Linked DNA regions of Homo sapiens: region 2 is linked to region 1. Evidence: chromatin contacts called from ENCODE Hi-C or POLR2A ChIA-PET data. All regions are on one chromosome and are shown on one strand. The core of a region is the stretch at or near the end of the contact, and the rest is flanking DNA. Distances in the headings are between cores, read along the strand shown.

The links. Hi-C counts contacts between places; a loop is a spot of excess contacts on that map. ChIA-PET counts read pairs that join two places held with the same protein, here RNA polymerase II (POLR2A). Pooled maps may share reads with other maps.
Region 2: a loop to region 1 is called in a map of B cell, with 4 times the contacts of the local background. The contact joins two enhancer-like sites. A Hi-C loop is called at or near these places in 3 of 168 maps with a recorded cell type or tissue (B cell, CD14-positive monocyte and endothelial cell of umbilical vein), 16 of 37 single-sample maps with no recorded cell type and 14 of 50 pooled maps. POLR2A ChIA-PET finds 5 or more read pairs at or near these places in 3 of 52 experiments (AG04450, activated CD4-positive, alpha-beta T cell and activated T-cell).

What each region holds. Positions count from the first base shown.
Region 1 is chr10:3,475,334-3,479,756 of GRCh38, forward strand. All of the region lies in intron 3 of LINC02669 (long intergenic non-protein coding RNA 2669), which reads right to left. All of the region lies in intron 1 of LOC105376360 (a long non-coding RNA gene), which reads left to right. All of the region lies in intron 1 of LOC124902538 (a long non-coding RNA gene), which reads left to right. Among named protein-coding and RNA genes, the nearest start is that of LINC02669, 25 kb to the right of the region's middle. Within about 2 kb of position 2,523, at least 4 of the 41 ENCODE cell types and tissues checked have a DNase peak (open chromatin) inside an H3K27ac peak, as active enhancers do.
Region 2 is chr10:4,126,054-4,130,476 of GRCh38, forward strand. No RefSeq gene overlaps it. Among named protein-coding and RNA genes, the nearest start is that of LINC00702, 120 kb to the right of the region's middle. RefSeq lists an enhancer at 1,732-2,371 and a silencer at 2,110-2,310. Within about 2 kb of position 2,123, at least 7 of the 41 ENCODE cell types and tissues checked have a DNase peak (open chromatin) inside an H3K27ac peak, as active enhancers do.

The DNA of each region.
Region 1 (4,423 bases), core at 1,273-3,772:
TGTTTTATGTTTAATTTCTGATCCAAGAGAATTTTCAGCTTCATTTAGCATTTTTATCTCCTCCACCCCCAGCTGTAAAGAAAAAAAAACAAAAAAAACCAAATTGGAATTGTAAGCAGTTGAGGCAGGAATCCAAGAGGTCTTTTCCTGCGATTCCAGCCCTTTCTGGAGGGTTCTGCCCTTTCCCCTTCAGGCATCTGTTCTGTCTTCTGTGAACCTGCTGCCCACACGGGAACGCTGTTTCTCATACTCTGGGCTCTGGAGGCTTTCACGTCCATCCGGCTGTGTCCATCCTGGGCACATTTGCCTTAAACATCACTTAAAGGGTTGCCAAACAAGTCAGTAATCAAGACAAATAATACCTTAATGCAATTTTAAAGTCAAAACTAATGCAAAAACATCCACTACGAATAAGATATTAAAATCTTAACTCAAGATGAGGTTATTGCCTCTATTCTATTTACACTTCCAAAGTCACTAACTCTGATGAATTGCCAATATCTAAAAACACATCATTCTGTATTCCATTTCTATGTTATATGTAAATTTCAATCTTATGTGCTTAAGTTATTCCTTTTATTTCCAGTATTTTATTCGTGTGTTTGGGGTATGATGGTGGGAGGGTCCTTTTTACACTTTTTATCTTTTGCTACTAGCTGTATGACATTCAGCAAGTTACATAGTCTTTCTTTTTCTCGATTTCTTCTTCCATAAAATGAGAATGAGTATCTGCCACACAAGGCTATTAGAAGGCTCGGTGAATTGGCACCTGTTAAGAACTGAGAGCGACACCTTGCAAAAGTGACTATTGTATGTGTTGACCTTTATTATTGCTGTTTTTGTTGTTGTTGCTGCTGCTGTTGTCTTTCCTGTTCTATTACAAGTCAGATTCCTTTGTGTCTCACCCGTGGTGTCTGCGGTGAGGACCAAAAGACTCTCCCACATGGTTGCCATATTTCTCAGCATTCATTCCCCTTCCACGCTTGGAATCGTTTAGCTTTCCATTCCTGCAGCAGCTGTACTGGAAGCTGCGTGTTGTCTGCTTTGATGAACATAGCCTGGGATGCTGTGGGCGCGAAGGCAGAAGGAAGCAGCTCCCGCCAGCAGGAGGGCCCTGCTCCACTCTTAAGCCTCCGAACCACAGCACTTTTAAGGAATCCACTCAGCTGTGTAAATTGAAGGATTCCAGAAAGCATCCTCCAGGGTGACGCTGACCTAAAATTCTACCACTTATCTTAGGCTAAGCATTACATTTTGTATTCAACCCTCTTTTCAAACGCCAAAACCTTTACTTTTTTCACCTTGGCATAAAATAATTTAACAGGTACCTCGCAGATGGGGGAGTAGTTGGGATGAGATACCCAGGATTTCAAGAGAGTAATTACCCAACTCTTCAATGAATACTTATTACACATCCGGTAAGCGTTCAGCTTGTACAGGGATCTGAAGATACGAGGAAATGAGCAACGCGGTTCTTTCCCTCAAAAGTTAATGGGTAAAGAGATACATGGGAGAAATGACAAAGTGTACTTGGGCTGAATTGGGCACTTCACTTCTCTGTGCTGTGGTTTCTGTACTCTGAGGACTTAGTGTAGAGAAATGCATAAAGACATTGATTCATTCCAGGTACTGGCACGTTACAAATCCTCGGGAAGTGTAAGCTGTTGTTCTTATCAACCATAGTAGTAGCAAGATCTTAAAAGATCAGTGAGCCGGGAAGCTCTCACAGCAAAAAGGGTGGGTGAGTGGGCATTGAGGAATGAGTAGGAGTTTGCCAGGCAAACAGGAGATGGGAGAGAAGAAGAGGATTCAGGCATAGAAAACAGCAATAGCAGAAGCAGAGACATGGGTAGAATAGGGCAGATGGGAGCCGCAGAGAGAGTGAGCCCAGTTTCACAGTAGGATTTACCCCACATGGACCCTCTGGTGACCACAGGGCCCCAGGACAGGCACTGCAGGACGGCTGGTGAGCAGCTCCATTTGTGGGGTTTTGGAAGCATCGCACATAAACCTACAGAGCCTTCTTTTCTTTCTCCTTTTCTTTTTTCCCCACCAGGGGCACATTTCTCTGTTTATATTTTCTCTCATTCTAAAACCATGTTGACAGATATGATTATTTACGAGTTCGTTAATAAACATTTACGGCAATTGATATGGAAAACAAAGTATGTGATCCATGATGAATCAGAAAAAACATCCTCACAATATATGTAACAGAGTGATATATAAATATAATGGACATCTTTACTTTTATAAATGAATGTGAAAATATTACAAAGTAACAATTATACATATATATTTCACAGGAAGAGAGTGCAAATGCCCAATACCTACAGGAAAATAAGGTAACTCATTGTAATTTATTTTCTCTCCTCTTCTGATGTTTCTCCTCACCTCTTTTTTTCTTGTGAGAGCTAGAGGATAATTCAGAATAAAGTCCCTGCTCTTCTGTGCTATGCTAGACTACAAGTATTTCAAAGGTTGAGGCTATGATTTCTCACAGTAACACCCACTGCATCTAGGGCAATGTCTCAAGTGGCGTAAACACTGAAACCTTTCACTTGTGTAACACATTTTTGTTGCTCACTTATATGAGTCAGCTGCTGTTCTAGTTCTTTGAGATACGTTGTTAAACAAAGGAGTCAAAAATGCCTGTCTTCCCATAGCATAGATTTCATCAGGTAGAATGAGGAAATGGTGGAAATGGACACAGAAGATATACGAGTAAGCCACACAGAATAGAGCAGGAGAGAAATTCTATTTATGTCCAACAGCAACTATTTTGTAAAATAATATTTCAAAGGCTTGGTGTAGCAGGGAGGTAAGAAGTTTAATCAGAAATGCTGTGACCGGATCTGAAGGTTAAAGCCAACATGTATTGATGATGTGAATTTGCTCACCTTAAAAGACATTTCTTAAAATAAAATGATTCTAAAATTCTAAATTTGGAGGAGGCTGGGAGGGTTCAATGAGCATCATAATTTATACTTCTGGGAAAGAGGATGTAGAAGTGAGAGAAGATACAGACCCAGAGAGGAGGGTTTCACTCCCAGTCTCAGAGGCAGCCTTGCAGCCTCATGTTTCTCATGCATTTGGAGGCATGGCCTTTATAAATCCCACTCATCCAGGGTGACTTCCGCCCCCATGAAAGTGGGAAAACATGGACAAACTACTGTTCTATCAGAAGCCCTCACAAAACACCCAACACTTTTTTTTTTACTCAAAGACATGTTAAATGTTTAATTAATTAATTCACTAATGAAGCCCGTAAGCTGTGCCAGGCATTGCTGGAACTGATGGGGGTTCATCCTTGAGTAACATGACAGCAACCAGTCTCCCTGGAGCTGATATTCCAAAAGGAACTTTTCCTAAGTCAAGGTTACATCTGAGCAAACTCAACATCTGATGATTCCTTTCCCAATGGCCCAACCTTCTGCCAGCTGATTATACTGAGAATCAACAGGTTTTGGGTTTTTCCCACTCCATCCCCTGCCTCTCACCCATTCTCCATGACTGATGTCCTGATCTTGTCCTGGGAGGCTGACCCTAAAGGATGGTACTAACCAGCTCCCTGGCTGGCTGCCTTCCTGTGGGGTTGGCCAATGAAAGTCACTGGCTGGAGACAGGAGGACGGAGAAGAGGGAGGATGTGGTATTTTCTCTTTGCTCTTGGAGCATTAGCGCACGGGCAGCCCCTGTGTCCATCCAGGGTGTTAGTGGCCACCGCTGGTCGGCTGCTTCTCCGTAGCTCCATGTCCCACTGAGTGCTGGCAGCTCCATTTCCTTCCTTGCTCTCTCCAGCCTTCCTGCTATTGCTGGGCTCAAGCGGCCCCAGCACCCCTTCAGAGACCCTTAGCTCTGCCCCAAAATCTGTAAATAGTCTTTCCATCAGTGTCTCTCCTCTGAAAGGTAAGAGTGCAATTCTGCTGCCTGCTAGGCCTCCGCCTGATAATCCAGCTTTGCACCAAGAAAGGGAATCTTGGTGAGAAGCAAGGAGATGAATGCATGCTCTAAGCATTAAAATCTCAGGCAAGGCCATGCTGATGTACAGCTCTTGTGGACAAGTGAACACAGAAACGAGAGTGTGTATGCGGAATCCATCACAGAGCATCCACAGCCTGTGGTGACAAGTTCCCCCGCAGGAGAGCAAGCTGGGGATCACAGGAGTGTGTGTGTGTGGAAGGCACTGTGTCTTTTTCGCACATCCAAGAAGGCTCTTCTGAGAAATGGGCTTTTAGGAATTACTTGAGTCAATAAAGTTTTGGGCCCAAAGACCTAGTATCCCCCCGAAAGTGTGAAGGTCCAGAGATAAGAAAGAGTGATGATATCTAGTCAAAGCTAAAGCTGAGCCAGTTCCCCAGAGTGAAGAGGAATGAGAACCTATAGAACTAAGACCCTGGAGGGAAGGTGAAGATTTATGTCAT
Region 2 (4,423 bases), core at 873-3,372, 650 kb after region 1:
GACATTAGAATTATAAGGCTTTAGTTTAAGGATTGCTTAAGGTGTTCTTCAGACCTGAATTTGGGCAACCAATTTGAAGAGCCACAGAGGAATGGACTCAGCATGAGAATACAGCTTCTTCTTGCACTCATTGATCAGTCAATGATCTTTTCACTTTGGCCCATTCCAAAACCCTGAAAAATCCTAACCCTAAATTCTTTGTGGAGATGGATTAGAGGTTTCCTCCTGTCTCCTCATTCAGTGACTGTACAATTAAATCTCTTACTCTGGTGCAAGCCCCTATCTTGCTGTGTGGACTTGGTGCATGTATTGGGGAATAAACCTACTATGATTACATCTCTCTCAGAGTTGTTGGTTCTTCATACATTTTGCATGGCACATACCACCTGGAATAAAGACCATATTTGTTGGCCTGCTGTGACAAGCAGAATTCTAAGGTGCCTCCCAAAATTCCTCTCCCTGCTGTACAAGTCCTGTATCATCTAGGGCTGTGAAGAGGATCGGCTATCACTCCTGTGATTAGTTTTGATTAGAGGTAACATTTTATTTTTAAAAAGGGAGATTAACCTGGGTGGATCTGACCTAATCAAGTTGTAACCAACCAGTGGGTTTACCTCGCCTGCTGCCTAGACAGAGCCAATTTCTCAAGACAGGGGAGTTGCAATAGAGAAAGAGTAATTTATGCAGAGCCAGCTGTGCTGGAGGCAGGATTTTTATTATCACTCCAATCAGTCTTCCTGAGAATTCAGGGATCAGAATTTTTAAGGACAACTTAGTGGGTAAGGGGAAGCCAGGGATCCTGGAGTACTGATTGGTCTGAGAGGGAATCATAGGGAGTCGGAGCTGTCTTCTTGTGCTGAGTCAGTTCCCAGGTGGGGGCCACAAGATCAGATGAGCCAGTTTATTGAGCTGGCGGTGGCAGCTGATCCATCAAGTGCAGGGGCTGCAAAATATCTCAAGCGCTGATCTTAGGAGCAGCGTAGAGAGGGTTAGAATCTTGTAGCCTCCAGCTGCCTGACTCCTAAATCATGATTTCCAATCTCGTGTGTAATTTCTTAGTTCTACAAAGGCAGTCTAGTCCCCAGGCAAGAAGGTGGTTTGTTTTGGGAAAGGGCTGTTAATAGTTTTTGTTTTGAACTATAAACTATAAACTGGCCAGGCATGGTGGCTCACACCTGTAATCCCAGCATTTTGGGAGGCTGAGGTGGGCAGATCACTTGAGGTCAGGAGTTCAAGACTAGCCTGGTCAACATGGTAAAACCCCATCTCTACTAAAAATACAAAAATTAACTGGGGCCAGGTGGTGGGTCCTGGCTACTCAGGAGGCTGAGGCAGGAGAATCGCTTGAACCCGGGAAGTGGAGGTTGCAATGAGCCAAGATGGAGCCACTGCACTCCAGCCTGGGCAACAGAGCAAGACTCTGTCTGGAAAAACCAACCAACCAACCAACAAACAACAAAAAAACCACTATAAACCAAGTTCCTCCCAAAGTTACTTCAGCCTACACCCAGGAAGGAACACGGACAGCTTAGAGGTTAAAAGCAAGATGGAGTCAGTTAGGTTAGATCTCTTTCACTGTCTCAGTCATAATTTTGCAAAGGCCATTTCAAAGTGACCACTAAAAGGAACTGGGATTGCAGGGTGCAGAGATTCAAACACAGTGCTGGGACCACTCTCTTCTGGATTTGACTCATGCGTGAGAGGAATAAACCTATACATTTTACTTAGCCACCTGCTTTTCGGAATTTGTGGGCAAGCTAGATTTTACCGAATGCAGACTAACCTGCTCCAACTCAAACAAAGAACCAGCTTTTAAAATTGTGGTTTATTATATAGGTTGTAATGTTTTGTCTTCTAGAATCTGCAGACACAAACAACCCATACGCTTCATTCCACAATTCACAGACCGTGGTCATTAGCAAAAAAGGTCAGAGGGAAAATTCATGGGCCTTATCAGAAAATTATTAGCCTGATAGATCAATGCTGTGTTTGAAGTATTCTAATGTAATCAACTGCCTCTGCAAAGTGAACAAAAGGAGGCCATTATGCAAATAAGAACCATTCATTTCAGAGGAAGGAGCTTTGGTTTCCTGGTACAGAGTCAACAAAATGAGGAAGCTGCGAAAGCCCTGGCTCATGTAGTTAACCTTGGGTCACTGTACCCTCCAGCCTCAGCACAGTTAATCCATGAATACTTGCAGTCAACAGCCTCTAAAGGTCACCAGACTCTGAAGTCCAGTTACTATTTGTTACCAAGTTTACAATTCAGAATTTATAGGAAATAAATATGTAGCCTGCATCACTAATGTGCCAAGCTTTGGGACAGGTTTCTTTCTAATTAGATCTCTGAAGGATTTTCCTGAAGGAGTCCCTCATGCTCTTGATTTCATCAACAGGCACTGTGCGGAAGCCCCTCCACCATGATGGTTTTGCTCAAGAAACCTTCATCTTGCAAAAGACAAAATGACAACAAATTCCGTTCCAAGATGCCAATTGGCTTTATTGACATCCTAGAATCAGGCAGCACTATATTCTCTAAAATGGAATATGTGTTCCAATGAACTGAACACAGGAGATTGGCTTTACAGATAGAAAAAGGGCTGAAGAAAGAGAAACAAAGAATAAAAAGTGTATTGGGTGCTTCCAAGTTACTTTCCTTGTAAGCCACTGTGTCAGAGGCATTTGAACCACAGCGACTCCATCTTGAGTGAGGACTAGGAAAACGAGGCTGGGACTTGCTGAGCTGCATTTCCAGAAAGTCAGGCATCCTTAGCTTCTAGATGTTTATTAAGCAGACCCAGACTCGGGAGTGTCTAGATATCCCGATATCTGGAGAACAAAGGCATTCCTAATTTTGCTTTAAAGATAATAATATCGATTCTTGCAAAATATAGTAATTGAGAAAATTAATCCTTTATCACAAACCCTTGTAGCAGAGCTTATCTCTTCATGATCTTTTTTATCCTACATATACAAGTATTGTACCTAGGGTGGACACATTCCTCCTCTTACTTTCGGGTCTGTCCTACTCTGTCTGTGGAGTAGCCGTATTTTCACCACTTTACTTTCTTAATAAACTTGCTTTTACTTTGCACTGCAGACTCACCCTGAATTCTTCCTTACGCGAAATCCAAGAACCCTCTCTTGGGGTCTGGATCAGAATCGCTTTCCTGTAACAACTGGGGCCAGAAAGAAGAAACAATAGAAAAACTGATGAGTTCACATGATGTGACTTCAGATTAAGGATTTAAACACAGGGAACTTCATTATCCTGCCCATTGAAGACTAAACCTGTCCTGTTCAGGAAGTTAGGCTATCTCTCTCCTGGTTCCTCAGAGGGCAGAGAACTGCTCAGTTTGGGTTTGGGTTTGGTAAGCCTGGGTGACCCCACTATGATTTGTCTGGTCTGTTGCGATCGCAGGAGTTTAGTCCAAAATAATGGCCTCAAATTTTGTTGAACAATCTATACGGAAAGCAATATCCACCTCTGAACATTTCACAAAACACATCAGTGTAAAGTGTTGAGAAATCTTTTTAACTTAAAAAAAAAACAAACAAAATCTCAAGATTTCACAATGTTTTTTGATTCTGACATCTCTCCCTCTCCCACCTCCATCCCCTTCACTCAAGGTGCACCTATCAATAGCTTGAAAAACACAAGTGTGGGATAGGCTGTTTTGGATCATAAAGTTCTGCTCAAAGGGTGAATCCATTAGCCACAAGTCACTGGAGCTACTGTCTGCAATGACAAATTTGTTTCCACTAATTGAGAAGCCAGTAAAGGCATCAACTACAGATGTAAAATTTTCTTCATGTACAAGAAGGGGGAAAAAACAGTAACTCCACTGTGGCACTACCACTTTGCACTTGCTATTTATGGGATGGTTTTCTTCACAAGGAAAAAAAAAAGTACAAGTGGGAGCATTGGCAACTGTTAATTACAATGAGATAATGATCATTCGATAAGGAAAGAAATGGATTATGAGTCAAAAAATAAATATTGTGGAATCTGCGTGTAACACAATGTTTATTTTGGCACTTTGACTCTCCCACTAAATGATCTACGGGCAAAATTCAGTTGCAGACCTGCGATCGGGGGCTCCATGCCCCTATGACTTGTGCTGTCTAGATGGTGAGAGACGCTGAGAAGCGACCGCAGGAATCCCATCCTAGAGTGGTGGCCTCCTCTAGAGTGGTGAGACCTGTGACTGACTTATTCTAACCAATGCAGCGGCAGGGATGGCAGGTCCTTGTCTTGATAGAACAGCTGCTTCTGTGGCAGGGATGTGGTACAGCTGCCACAATATCATCATGTCTGTGATATGAGAGATCGAAATAGACACCCCTATATCGACAAACATGGACCCTAAGCTAAAGGGAACGGAGTTACCTATGTCTCAAAGGTTCAGAGCCTGGCTGGTGT